Regions from separate parts of the Homo sapiens genome. Here region 1 is linked to region 2. The links are chromatin contacts, found by Hi-C in ENCODE. All regions are on one chromosome and are shown on one strand. Each heading gives the region's core, a stretch centred on a gene start or an enhancer-like site at or near the end of the contact. The rest is flanking DNA. Distances are from core to core; before and after follow the strand shown. Region 1 holds the start of FCAR (Fc alpha receptor). Region 2 holds the start of KIR2DS4 (killer cell immunoglobulin like receptor, two Ig domains and short cytoplasmic tail 4 (gene/pseudogene)).

The links. Hi-C counts contacts between places; a loop is a spot of excess contacts on that map. Pooled maps may share reads with other maps.
Region 1: a pooled map shows a loop between it and region 2 (2.1-fold over the local background). The contact joins the promoter of FCAR here to the promoter of KIR2DS4 in region 2. A Hi-C loop is called at or near these places in 2 of 50 pooled maps.

The regions. Positions count from the first base shown.
Region 1 is chr19:54,868,486-54,875,484 of GRCh38, reverse strand. FCAR (Fc alpha receptor) reads right to left here and starts at 1,250. Exons shown (of 5, transcript NM_002000.4): 1 at 1,162-1,250; 2 at 120-155. The coding sequence starts at 1,195. It also overlaps the pseudogene RNU6-222P.
Region 2 is chr19:54,831,318-54,838,695 of GRCh38, reverse strand. It overlaps KIR2DS4 (killer cell immunoglobulin like receptor, two Ig domains and short cytoplasmic tail 4 (gene/pseudogene)), which reads right to left and starts at 5,989. Exons shown (of 7, transcript NM_001281972.2): 1 at 5,898-5,989; 2 at 3,582-3,617; 3 at 821-1,120. The coding sequence starts at 5,931.

The DNA.
Region 1 (6,999 bases), core at 1-2,500, 42 kb before region 2:
AGAAACAACTAGAATGGGGATTAAAATAAGAATGGTGCTTCAGGCTATTCTTCAATTTCTTTATCCTAGAGCTCCCAAGAGGGTCTAAAGGGGCTGGGAGAGATTTACAGGACACTTACCTTCCTGTGCCTGAATCCTCTGGCCCAGACAGAGCACTGGAAGAGAGAGATTTATGAAAAATCAAGCTTCCATTTCCAACCTTTACGACAAATCACCCTCTGTAATGACAGACCAGAAAAAGACCAGTACCAGATGGATTCACAGCTCAATCCCACCAGATATATAAAGAAGAGCTGGCATTTTTTTTTTTTTTTGAGACAGAGTCTCGCTGTGTCGCCCAAGCTGGAGTGCAGTGGCATGATCTTGGCTCACTGCAAGCTCTGCCTCCCAGGTTCATGCCATTCTCCTGCCTCAGCCGCACGAGTAGCTGGGACTACAGGCGCCCGCCACCACGCCTGGCTAATTTTTTTGTATTTTTAGTAGAGACAGGGTTTCACCATGTTGGCCAGGATGGTTTTGATCTCCTGACCTTGTGATCCGCCTGCCTTGGCCTCCCAAAGTGCTGGGATTGCAGGTGTGAGCCACTGCGCCCGGCCAAGAAGAGCTAGTATTATTCCTACTGAAACTATTGAAAAAAATCCTGGAGGAGGGACTCCTCCCCAACTCATTCTATGAGGCCAACATTATCCTGATAACAAAATGTGGCAGAGATACAACAAAAACAGAAAACTTCTGGATAATATCTTTGTTGAACATAAATGCAAAAATCTTCAACAAAATACTAGTAACCATATTTCTATATGGGGTTCTATCATATGTTTTCCTTCCACAACAATCACAGTTTTGAGGTTCATTCTTTATTTTTACCTTTCAGATTCCAGCCTCTAAGTCTCTCCTTGATAAGAACCTTGGGACCATCATGAATCCCAGATAACACACTATAGGTTTAATACAAATATTAAACCTTGAGCCCCACAAGCTAGCTTGGGCTTGGGTAGAGACAAAGTTATAGATACATTGACAAAGACGGCCTTTCCACTAAGGAGATCAGAATCTCCTTGGCAGCCACTAAAATCTCCTAGTCACACTGTTAAGAGACACCCTGATTATTTTGGGATTTCTCTATCTTCCCCTCTAACCCACTTTTACTCTGAAACTCACCAAGACACAGGAGGGTGGTCTGTTTGGGGTCCATCGTGCTGACACGGCCTCAGCCCCGTTGCTCTCCTTTCAATGCACATTAGCAGGATGACAGATATTCTTACGACAATAAGCTCCGCAGGAAGTATGAGGACAGAGCCCCTCGTCAGGGAATTTCCACATCTATTGCCTCACAACAAAGTGGAACAGTTCGTTGCCGAATAACTTAGTTCCAGGTTGCTCTTGGGTGGAGCCCAAGAGAAGACATATATATGTATATTTTTTTAAATAGAGATGGGGTCTTTCTATGTTGGCCAGGGTAGTCTCTAACTTCTGGCATCAAGAAATCCTCCTGCCTAAGACCTATATTTCTATTTATGTTTCAGATGAGAAACGAATGAGAAGTGAATTTTCATTAAGCCAGTGTCTAATGGTGTTCAAATTCATCTTTGAACCAGATGCTACATCCAAATAGACGGGCTTGGGACAGAATATAAGGTGGTGGATACCATACAGGCAGACATTGCCTTCACTGGGCCATTAGTCAAAAGCTCTGTGGCTTTGTCTGTTCTGAACCTATGTTTCATCTCTGAGATTCATGGTCTGAGTATATTTACTTGGACTTGACCAGGCATGCAGTATACCCTTATCCTGGAGATGATCTCAATGCCAGAGTGTGGAGGCATTTTCTCTGGCACTATTTGTCATCTCTAAAGAAAGAATCTACTATTTTATTATACTTTTTTGTTTATTTGTATAAATTTAAGGAGCGCAAGTGAAATTTTATTACGTGGATATTTTGTGTAGTGGTGAAGTCTGGGCTTTTAATATAATTATCCTCAAATAATGTACATTGTTGCTCATTGAGTATTTTTTTAACTTTTATTTTAGGTTCAAGGGTACATGGGAAGGTTTGTTATACAGGTAAACTTGTGTCATGGGGGTTTGTTGTACAGATTATTTCATCACCTAGGTAATAAGCTTGGTACCTAATAGTTACTTTGCCTGCTCCTTTCCCGCCTCCCACCCTCCACCCTAAAGGAGACCCCATTGTCTGTTTTTCCCTTTTTTGTGTTCATGAGTTCTATTATTTAGCTTCCACTTATAAGTGAGAACCTGCTGTATTTGGTGTTCTGTTCTTGTATAGTTTGCTAAGGATAATGGCCTCCAGCTCCATCCATGTTTCCACAAAACATATGAACTCATTCTTTTTTTATGGCTTCAAATTAATTTTATTTTTATCTTATTATTTATGTTATTTTGATTGTAGACTCCTGGCTATCACGAATTCTTCAGGTATGGAGAGTGAAATATTCCTAATTAAACCTTCTACTATTTTATTTTATTTTATTTATTCTTTTTTTTTTTTTGAGACGGAGTCTTGCTCTGTCGCCCAGGCTGGAGTGCAGTGGCGTGATCTCAGCTCACTGCAAGCTCCACTTCCTGGGTTCATGCTATTCTCCTGCCTCAGCCTCCCGAGTAGCTGGGACTACAGGCATCCGCCACCACGCCCGGCTAATTTTTTTTGTATTTTCAGTAGAAACGGGGTTTCACCGTGTTAGCCAGGATGGTCTCGATCTCCTGACCTCGTGATCCACCCACTTCGGTCCCCCAAAGTGCTGGGATTACAGGCGTGAGCCACCGCGCCCCACTTTATTTTCATTTTAATACATCATAACTTAGCCCTTCCAACGCCGAAGTATTTTGAAGTCCTGAGCTTGTCCCATATTTCAGAAAGCCGATCAGCTTCCATGTTGACTGTTTCATTTGTGCAAATTTAAGTGACCTTTTGTTTTGCCACATTTTGTTAATTTCCACATACATATTTACGTTCGGGAAATTTGGAAATACTACGTTCTGGAAATTTGGTGTTGATGATTGCATGAAATTGACCGCATTCTAATTTTCTTTTTTTGTTGTTTTGTTACTTATGCCTTATTTATTCATTCCTTTGTTCTCACTTGAATGGGACTTTGGGTGAAAGACAAATAATGGCTGTACTCTTAGTTGAGTATTTAAAATGCAGAGATTGTAAAGGCAGGATGACCTAATTAAAAATACTATTGTTGGCTGGGTGCAGTAGCTCATGCCTGTAATCCCAGCACTTTGGGAGGCCAAGGCAGGTGAATCACTTGAGTTCAGGAATTTAAGACCAGCCTGGTCAATGTGGTGAAACCCAGTCTCTACTAAAAATATAAAAAATTACTTGGGTGTGGTGGCGGGTGCCTGTAATTCCAGCTACTCGGAAGGCTGAGGCAGGAGAGCCACTTGAACCCAGGAGGCAGAGGTTGCAGTGAGCCAAGATCACTGCACTCCAGCCTGGGCAACACAGAGCGAGACTGTGTCTCAAAAAAACAAAAGCTATTGTTATGGTTTACAAATGACGTGGCTTTCTATTGGGAGAGAGATACTTACTAATTGTTGAATTTCAGGAACTTCAGTGGCCAATATTTACTAATGGGCTGGAACAGATTTTGTCAACTTACCACAACATTTGGTGTGGTTTTGTTCTTTTGTTTCCTCCTTTTGTGGAACAGGAATGGTAACGTAGCCATGGGGTGCTGAGATATTTGGTTAAACATTATTCTGTGTGTGTCTGTGGGGGTGTTGCTGAATGAGATTATCAATGGAATTAGTGTAATTTATAAAGCAGATTGCTCTCCCTAATGTGAGTCGGCCTCATTCAATCAGGTGGGACCTGAATAGAACAAAACATTGAACTGGTAATGTAAGATGAAGTTCCTTTTGCCTGGACATCAGTCTTTTCTGGCTCTTGAACTCTCACTAAAACATTGACTCTTTAGATGTTAAGCCTGCCAGCTTTTTTTGTTTGTTTGTTTTTTTGAGATAGAGTCTCACTCTGTCACCCAGGCTGGAGTGCTGTGGCATGATCTCGGCTCACTGCAACCTTCACCTCTTGGGTTCAAGCAATTCTCGTACCTCAGCCTCTGAGTAGCTGGGATTACAAGCGAATGCCACTATGCCCGGCTAATTTTTGTATTTTTAGTAAAGATGGGGTTTCACCATGTTGGCCGGGCTGGTCTTGAACTCTGACCTCAGGTGATCTGCCTGCCTTGGTCTCCCAAAGTGTTGGGATTACAGGCGTGAGCCATCATGCCCGGCATGAGCCTGCTAGCTTTTGGACTGTTACGTATACCACTAACTCTACTGGTTCTCAGACTTTTGCACGTAGACTGGAACTACACGTGGACTCCCCTGGGTCTCCAGCTTGCAGATGGCAGATCATGGGACCTGTCAGTCTACATAGTTGCATAAGCCAATATATAAATACCCTATCTGTGTATCAATCATTATATATCTGTCATTATCCAACTATATGTCTATCATTATTTGTGATATCATTATATATCTATCATTATTTGTCTATCAATCATTATCTATATATCTATCATTATTAGTGTTGATTATTTTTTTTTCTGGAGAACCCTGACTACTATAGCTTCCATGTTCCTGTCTCAACTGTCACCAGTCCCCTTAGCACAGGGCCTATCATAGCCATTCTACGGCCCAAGGAATTACAAGCCACATAACTACAGGAGTCACAGTGACCCAAGGATTTAGACGGAGACACGGAAGAATTGAGGCATCTATTGGTCTCTGCATATTTTGGGATTTGGGATTTCCCAGCAGGGAAATTTGCCTTGAATCTGTCTAACTGGTCACTAAGAGTTGATTGGTAGGTTCCATTCTCCGTGCACAGCATAAACCCTAATAAGCCCAAACTGACTGGCAGTGGAGACTCTCAACCCTCAATGGGACCAAACTGTGACTGGCAGTGGAGACTCTCAACCCTCAATGGGACCAAACTGTGACTGGCAGTGGGGACCTTCAACCCTCAGTGGGACCGAACTGTGACTGGCAGTGGGGACCTTCAACTCTCAGTGGGACTTTACAGCACTCAGCTGCACCTGTGTGGAGAATTTGTCTCAAACACCTAAGAAGGAAGGAGGCCTTTGTTTCGAGGAAGAAGAAGGGGAGCTGCTTCTCTATCCACTGACCTCAGAGGTACCGGAGAGTGTCCAGTGAGGGCCTTAACTCTCTGCAGTATTTTTTTTTTTTTTGAGATGGAGTCTCACCCTGTCGCCCAGGCTGGAGTGCAATGGCAGGATCTCGGCTCACTGCAACCTCTGCCTCCCCAGTTCAAACGATTCTCCTGTCTCAGCCTCCTGAGTATCTCAGATTTACAGGCACCTGCCACCATGCCCAGCTATTTTTTGTATTTTTAGTAGAGACAGAGTTTCACCATGTTGGCCAGGCTGATCTCGAACTCCTGACCTCGTGATCTGCCCACCTCCGCCTCCCAAAGTGCTGGGATTATAGGCGTGAGCCACTGCACCCAGCCACTCTCTGCAGTTTTAAAGGCCATTTCCATGAATTAGAGTATACTTAGGCACTGAGGTAAGCATGGCACAGCTTTCTGAAAATAAAGTTGAAACTTAGAGGTTTCTTTTAGCTTTATTGAGATATGATTGACAAATGGAAATTGTATATATTTAAGGTGTATTACACTTGATGTTTTGATGTATGTATACATGGTGACATGATCATCATAGTCAAGCTAGTTATATCCATCATCTCGCAGGGTTATTGTTTTTTTTTTTTTTTTTTTTTTGAGAGGAAGTCTTACTCTGTCCCCCAGGCTAGAGTGCAGTGGTGCCATCTTGGCTCACTGCAACCTCCGCTCCCAGGTTCCAGCAATTCTCGTGCCTCAGCCTCCTGAGTAGCTGGGATTACAGGCTTGTGTCACCACGCCTGGCTAATGTTTGCATTTTTAGTAGAGACAGGGTTTCACCATGTTGGCCATGCTGGTCTTGAACTCCTGACCTCAAGTGATCTGCCCGTCTTGGCCTCCCAAAGTGCTGGGATTACAGGCGTGAGCCACCGCGCCCGGCCTATGGTTTCTTTTTCTTTCTTTCTTTTTTTTTTTTTTGTGGTGAGGACCCTTAAGATCTACTCTCCCAGCCGGGCGTGGTGGCTCATGCCTGTAATCCCAGTACTTTGGGAGGCCGAGGCAGGCGGATCACGAGGTCAGGAGATCGAGACCATCCTGGCTAACACAGTGAAACCCCGTCTCTACTAAAAATACAAAAAATTAGCAGGGCGTGGTGGCGGGCGCCTGTAGTCCCAGCTACTCGGGAGGCTGAGGCAGGAGAATGGCGTGAACCCAGGAGGCGGAGCTTGCGGTGAGCCGAGATCGCGCCACTGCACTCCAGCCTGGGTGACAGAGCAAGACTCCAGCTCAAAAAAAAAAAAAAAAAAAAAAAAAATCTACTCTCCCATGCTTGCCTCGGCAGCACATATACTAAAATTGGAACGATACAGAGAAAACTAGCATGGCCCCTGCGCAAGAATGACACGCAAATTCGTGAAGTGTTCCATATTTAAAAAAAAAAATCTACTTTCCTGGTAAATTTCAAGTATAGAGTACAGTATTGTCAACCATAGTGGCAAAGCTGTACAAGAGATCTTCAGACCCATTCCTCCTGAATACCTGATAGTTTGTATCCTTTGATCAACATCTCCCAATTCCCTCCCCCACACTGTCCCTGTAGTTCTAGTGAGTTTCCCAGACTCTGATGTCTCAATTTCATTCAGTCACTTTCCTCCAGATACATCTACCCATTCCTACTGCATCTTAGTATCCTGAGCCTTGGGGGCAGTTTCTGTGCCAAGTGGAAATGTGGAAATGAGATATTACGAAGAAAAATCTTTGCCCACCTAGACAGGGATCTGATGTTTTCCAAGATGACACATGATTACATGTTGAAATGATAATATTTTGAGTCTACTTGTATAATAAAATAATATTTTGGATCTATTAGGTTAATATTTTGGGTC
Region 2 (7,378 bases), core at 4,740-7,239:
ATTCATCCCCACATCTCCATCTTTCTATGCCCTTGTGCCTCGCCCTCAGGACTCTAATTTTAGTGGTTTTCTCTGCTCTCTTCCATCATTCTCTCCACTTCTCTGCCCTCTTCTCTCTCTTTATGTGTCTGTGAGTCTCTCAATCTCCTTCCTCTGGCTCTTTCTCTGTGTGTTTATGTCTTTGCTTTTTGGTGTCCCTGATTTCTCTCTGTGCTTCTCAGTGATCCTCTCATATGTGATATGTGGGGTTATTTGGAATGTGAGCCTCAGAATCCAGTCTGGAGACCACAAGTTCACACAGCATACAGGGGTTGGTGTTCTGGGGCCATGATATTTTGGGACGATTATTCTCCATTGCATGGAAGTCAGAGGTGTCAGAATAAGCATGGCATCTGTAGGTGCCACAAGGCCTGAGGCCACAGGGCCCAACTCAGGTCAGAAATATGGGTGTCCTTGGGTTCTCCTGGTAGAGAACACTTTGTGGAGGTAAAACAGAAATGAAACTTCTAACCTGTGCCAGGTCTCTGAGCAAAGTCAGCATGGAAGGACACCTCTGTCTGGGACATGTCTGTCTGTCTCCTTTAACTCTTTCTGTCTTTTCTAACTCCCTGTATGGCCCCTGTGTTTGTCCTCTGTTATGACACCTGGTCTGTACTTGTGTCTCTTGTTTCTCTGTCTCTGTTGGCACAGACCTCACCAAGTCAGTCTCTCTCCATAAGAATACCAAGCTCATCTTCCTTACAACCACCTGGGTCTCCAAGTCCTGGATCATTCACTCTGCATCCCAATGACAATGAGAAGAATGTCTGGACACTCTCACCTATGATCACCATGTCCAGAGGGTCACTGGGAGCTGACAACTGATAGGGGGAGTGAGGAACAGAACCGTAGCATCTGTAGGTTCCTGCAAGGACAGGCATCATGGGACCAATGGAGAAGTTGGCCTTGGAAACCCCATCATGGTGCTCTCCAATGAGGTGCAAAGTGTTGTTAAACTTCCCCTCTCTGTGCAGAAGGAAGTGCTCAAACATGACATCCGACCAACATTGCAGGATGACTGTCTCTTCTGATTTCACCAGGTGACCTGGGAGGGCCAGGAAGGAAGGTTTTCTGTGGACTCCTAGGAAGAGAGGTTGTGAGTTTAGAAGGTGTCTCTCTTTATCATCCCATCCATGGCACCTGGAATGAGTGAGCCTTCCCTTCGCTGGTGTCTGTCTCTCTGCTTCCTCTCTGTGTCTTCATGTTCTTTTCTGTGCCCATAACTCCTGGTGCAGGTCCTTCCATCTGTCTCCCTCCCTCTTCTCTGTCCCTCTGTCTCTAGTAGCTGTGATTCCCTTCCCACTGGGCTCAGCCTCATCTCTTGGGCTGTTGTATCTATTTCACACTAATGTCTTTCTTACTGTCTATGTGGGAGTGGAAGAGGAAGCAGGATAGGCTGCACGTCCCGGCTCTTAGCAGCTTGGTTCAATCTCTTTTGGACGAATTGGAATCCTTGGCAGGAGGTATGAACTGATCAGTAAGGCAGGCACCAGTGTCCACACACCCTGTTCCTGGTGGGGACTGGGAGCCACTCTTGCCATGTCTGTGCCTTCTCCATGGTGCCAGTTTCCATAGGCTGGCTCCTCGTGCTGATTTGAGGAGTATCAACCCCTCCCTATGTGGATGGAGCCTGGTGGTGGCATCATCATCCCACCCTTGCTGATCTCGGTGTAGCCAACCTTCTCTTTGTTTGGTTTCTTTAATTAATTAATTAATTTTGGAGACAGAGTCTCACTCCTTCACCCAGGCTGGAGTGAAGTGGTGTGGTCTACGCTCACTGCAACCTCTGTCTCCTGGGTTCAAGCGATTCTCCTGCTCTCAGCCTCCCGAGTCGCTAGGATTACATGCACCTGCCACCATGCCTGGCTATCCTTGTGTCTTTTCTTAACTTGTCCTTGACCTGGGTTCCAGTGTTGGTTTCCTGTTGCTGCTGTAGAAAATTATCAGAAGCATGGCAGCAGGAGAGAGCACACTGACCCCCTCCGATTCTGGAGACAGAAAGCGGACCCTGTTTTTCGAGGGCTAAAATCAAGGCATCTGCAGGGCTGTGTTCCCTCTGGAGACTCAGGAGAATCAGTTACTTGACTTTCCCAGCCTCTATAGGCCACCTGCATTCATGGCTTATGGCCTTCATCCACCTTCAAAGCTGATGGAGTCTCCCACTACGCTGCTCTAATCCCCACTCTCCTCTTCCTCCTCCTTTCATGTGGACACTTGTGATTATACTGAGCCCACCGGGACAGTCCAGGCTGTCTCCCCATCTCAAGGTCAACTCATCAACAACCTGAGCTCCATCTTCCCCTTCAGTCCCTTCCCCTATAACATAAATAGTCACAGACTCCAGGGATTAGAATGCAGTCATCACTGGGGACACTTATTCTTCCCACCACAGCACCCATTTCCCTGTATTCAATCCCCCTTTACCCCAAATACAGTTAGGGCCTGCGTGATGGGACCCTCAAGGACATGCCTACCAGAAGCTCTGGGATTCAGGAGGTGGGACAAGGAGAATCCCAGACAGGAGCCCTCTGACCTGTGACCACGATCACCAGGGGGTTGCTGGGTGCCGACCACCCACTGGGGGAGTGTGTGTGTGAACCCCGGCATGTATAGGTCCCTGCATGTGACGTGGTCACAGGGCCCATGAAAAGGCTTTTCCAGAATATTCTGTTGTACAGCTCAGGGACAGGCACCCCATCATCCTTGTACAGACTGAAGTTGTTAAACCCAAGATTAGAGTGACACTGAAGAGTCACATGTTCTGGAGGCACCACAAGGCTGGGCCAGGTAGAAAGCAAGGGCTTGTCCTGACCACCTTGGGGTGAAGGAGGCGCCGCCTTAGAGAGGAGGATGTGGAGCTGTGCCTCCCTCCCTGTGCTCAGAAGATTCTCCCCACTTTCCACATTTCTATGGCTGCTATCACACCTTGGTGCCTAGGGCTAAAGGAAGGACCCATCCCACAAAGACAAGGTGTCTCCGTACAACAAAAGTGTCAGCTGAGAACTTTGAGCAAGTGCTGAGTAAGAGACTCCTACTAGATTTTAATACTGTAAGATTACTGACATAAAACAACACAGGGTAGACATGAAGTGGAGGGCATGTCCTTTGAGAATGGAATATCAGCAGTTGCCTGAATGAAAATAAAAAACTTAGCCCCCATCAGAGGATTTGGAATGTCAGGGCCATGGCTGTGGTTTCCCACCTCTTCTGGTAGAATGACAGCAGCCACACTGCAGCCCCTACCGTCATGGAAACGCTGAAGTGTGTGAGTAACACCTTTGTCCTCAGAGGATCTGCTGTTCCTACCACTTCCCCACCACACAACCCAGCTTTGAACACCCTAGTCCAACCCTGGTCCCCACACAACTTGACTCTGCCAAGGGGTTGAGAGGCCAGGGAGGCAAGGTCGGAACTGTGGGCCGAGCACCCCAGGGTCCCCTCTTCCTAGTTTATGAGAGACTCCCTGACAGGACTTCCCTCCCGTTTCAGGAAAATCCTCTTATGTGGGGAGATGACACCCTAAGGTTTGGAGAAGGACTTACCCTCCTGTGGCCAGGCCCCCTGCAGCAAGAAGAACCCTGGAAAGAAAGATCATGATGGAAGATCCATTTGCAGGCAAACAAGGCCTTCCTTGCTGCCCCCACTGGGCTGTGAGTCTTGATAGCCAGCCCCTTCCTGGGCCGAAGGGAAACTCACCATCAGAGCCTACCTGCACCCAAGAACAGTGCTCTCGGCTGTGCAGAGACCCAGCCTCCAGGCCCATATCCCCACCCCAAGCCCATATCTCCACTCCAGGCCCATATCTCCACTCCAGGCCGATATTTCCACCCTAGACCCATATAGCCAATCCGGGCCCACATCTCCAATCCAGGCTCAGATCTCCACCCTCGGCCCATATCTCCAATCCAGGCCCATATCTCCACTCCAGGCCCATATCTCCACTCCAGTCCCATATCTCCTCTCCAGTCCCATATCTCCACTCCAGGCCCATATCTCCACCCCAGGCCCAGATCTCCACCTCCAGGCCCATAACTACACTCCAGGATCATATCTCCACTCCAAGCCCATATCTCCACATCAGGCCCATATCTCCACTCCAGTCCCATATCTCCACACCCAGGCCCATATCTCCATTCCAGGCCCATATCCCCATCCTAGGCCCATATCTCCACCGTAGGCCCAGATCTCCACTCCAGGCCCATATCTCCACTCCAGGGCCATATCTCCACTCCAGGCCCATATCTACACACCAGGCCCATATCTCCACCCCATGCCCATGTCTCCACTCCAGATCCATATCTCCACCCCACGCCCATATCTCCACTCCAGGCCCATATCTCCAACCCACGCCCATATCTCCACCTCCAGGCACATATCTCCACCCCACGCCCGTATCTCCACTCCAGTCCCATATCTCCACTCCCGGCCCATGTCTCCACCCCATGCCTATATCTCCACTCCAGTCCCATATCTCCACTCCAGGCCCATATCTCCACTCCAGACCCATATCTCCACTCGGCCCATGTCTACACTCCAGGCCCATATCACCACCTCCAGGCCCATATCTCCACTCCAGGCCCATATCTCCACCTCCAGGCCCGTATCTCCACTCCAGACCCATATGTCCACTCCAGGCCCATATCTCCACTCCAGGCCCATATCTCCACTCCAGGGCCATATCTCCACTCCAGGCTCATATCTCCACTCCAGGCCCATATCTCCACTCCAGGGCCATATCTCCACTCCAGGCTCATATCTCCACTCCAGGCCCATATCTCCACTCCAGGGCCATATCTCCACTCCAGGCCCAGATCTCCACCTCCAGGCCCGTATCTCCACTCTAGTCCCATATCTCCACTCCAGGCCCATATCTCCACCTCCAGGCCCATAACTTCACTCCAGGCCCATAACTCCACTCCAGGCCCATATCTCCACCTCCAGGCCCATATCTCCACTCCAGGGCCATATCTCCACTCCAGGCTCATATCTCCACTCCAGGCCCATATCTCCACTCCAGGGCCATATCTCCACTCCAGGCCCAGATCTCCACCTCCAGGCCCCTATCTCCACTCTAGTCCCATATCTCCACTCCAGGCCCATATCTCCACCTCCAGGCCCATAACTTCACTCCAGGCCCATAACTCCACTCCAGGCCCATATCTCCACCTCCAGGCCCATATCTCCACTGCAGACCCATATCTCCACTCCAGGCCCATATCTCCACTCCAGGCCCAGATCTCCACTCCAGGCCCAGATCTCCACTCCAGGCCCAGATCTCCACCTCCAGGCCCCTATCTCCACTCTAGTCCCATATCTCCACTCCAGGCCCATATCTCCACCTCCAGGCCCATAACTTCACTCCAGGCCCATAACTCCACTGCAGACCCATATCTCCACTCCAGGCCCATATCTCCACTCCAGGACCATATCTCCACTCCAGGCTCATATCTCCACTCCAGGCCCGTATCTCCACCTCCAGGCCCATAACTTCACTCCAGGCCCATAACTCCACTCCAGGCCCATATCTCCACTCCAGTCCCATATCTCCACTCCAGTCCCATATCTCCACCCTAGGCTCCTACCTCCCCTCCAGGTTCCTATCTCTCCTCCAGGTTCCTCTCTCCACTCCAGGTTCCTATCCCCACTCCAGGCCCATATCTCCACTCCAGGCCCAGATCTTCACTCCAGGCCCAGATCTCCACTCCAGGCGCAGATCTCCACTTCTAGGCTCATCACTCCATCTCTAGGCCCAGATCTCCACTCCAGGCCCATAACTCCACCTCCAGGCCCATATCTCCACCTCTGGGCCCAGATCTCCATCCCCACGCTCCCTCCCTCTATTCCCTTCCAGGACTCACCAACACACGCCATGATGATGACCATGAGCGACATGGTGCTGCCGGTGCAGACAGGCGGCCGCGCCCCAGCTCAGCTCAGCAGCGCACAGGATGTTATTTGGCGCCCTGCCCATGCAGTTTACATGTTGACCACATCATGGGAGGGTGACGTACGCAGGCTTTTTCTACCTTGCATGAGGCCCAGTGGGTGCTCGCTCAAGAGCAGAACATGGCTTCCTGGAAATTGCTCTCACTAGAATTGACACCTCGCGTCCTTCACTATGACCAACTCAAAACATGTCTTAGATCCAACCTCCCAAACATGAGATGCCTAAAATCTGTGCTAACATGAAAGACTTTTCATGAATTTTTATTGTTTTTATCTGAGATTCGAACTCTTCTTCCTGTGTAATATGCAAAATATCTAATAGGTATTATTAGTGTTTTCAGAGTCATTGTGACTAATAAACCATTAGAATTGTTCATGCTTGTATTTCTAGTATTACAGCAGAACCAGTTCAAATGATTTAAATTCCCAGGGAAGGATTATGCAATTATTTACAATCTTAGAATTGTACTTTATCAGCAAAAACCACACATGTAAATTCTGGATTTTTGTAGTTTTATCTATAATTTGTCTCATGACTCAAGATTCCAGAGTCCCAACTCTGGAGTTTGCTCTCTCTCTGTCTCTCTGCCTCCCTCATTTTAAATTTTACAGAAATATCCAGTAACATAATGCTATAGAAAATCAAGTTTCCCCCAGCAGGTCGGGAAGCCGAGGTGGGCGGATCAACTGAGATGAGGAGATTGAGAGCAGCCTGGCCAACACAGTGAAACCGCGTCTCTGCTAAAAATTCAAAAATTAGCCATGCCTGGTGGCAGGCACCTGAAACGCCAGCTACTCAAGAGACTGAGGCACGAGAATCGCCTGAACCTGGGAGGCGGAAGTTGCAGTGAGCTGAGATTGCTCCACTACAGTCCCGCCTGGGCGACAGAGCAAGACTCCGCCTCAAGAAAAAAAAATAGCAAGTAGCCTATAATAACAAATTAGAGGGCTCTGGCTACTAAATTTAAAGGGTTTTATAAGGCTACATGAAGTGCAGCATCCTCAAGAGTGTGGACACAGAGAGCCCCTTAGCAGAAACAGTGTCTAAAATACATCCGTGTACACACAGTCCCTTTAGAGTTGACAAAGGCTGCCGTGTGGTTTAAGGTGGCATAGAATGTCTTCTTAATAAATAATATTAAACCAAAGGGTTACACGTAGGAAAAAATAAATCTAAACTTATTCTCACACTATAAAAACACTTCTTACTTTTTATCTAGTTATTGTACATTTTTTATGATTTATATTTAAAATTGAGAAATAAAAGTCATATACGGTCATCCTTTACTATTCGTGGGTGATTGGTTTCAGGATCTCCACTCAGGTACCAAAATCTGCAGATGCTCAAGCCTCTTACATAAAATGACACAGCATTTGGATATAACCCATGCAC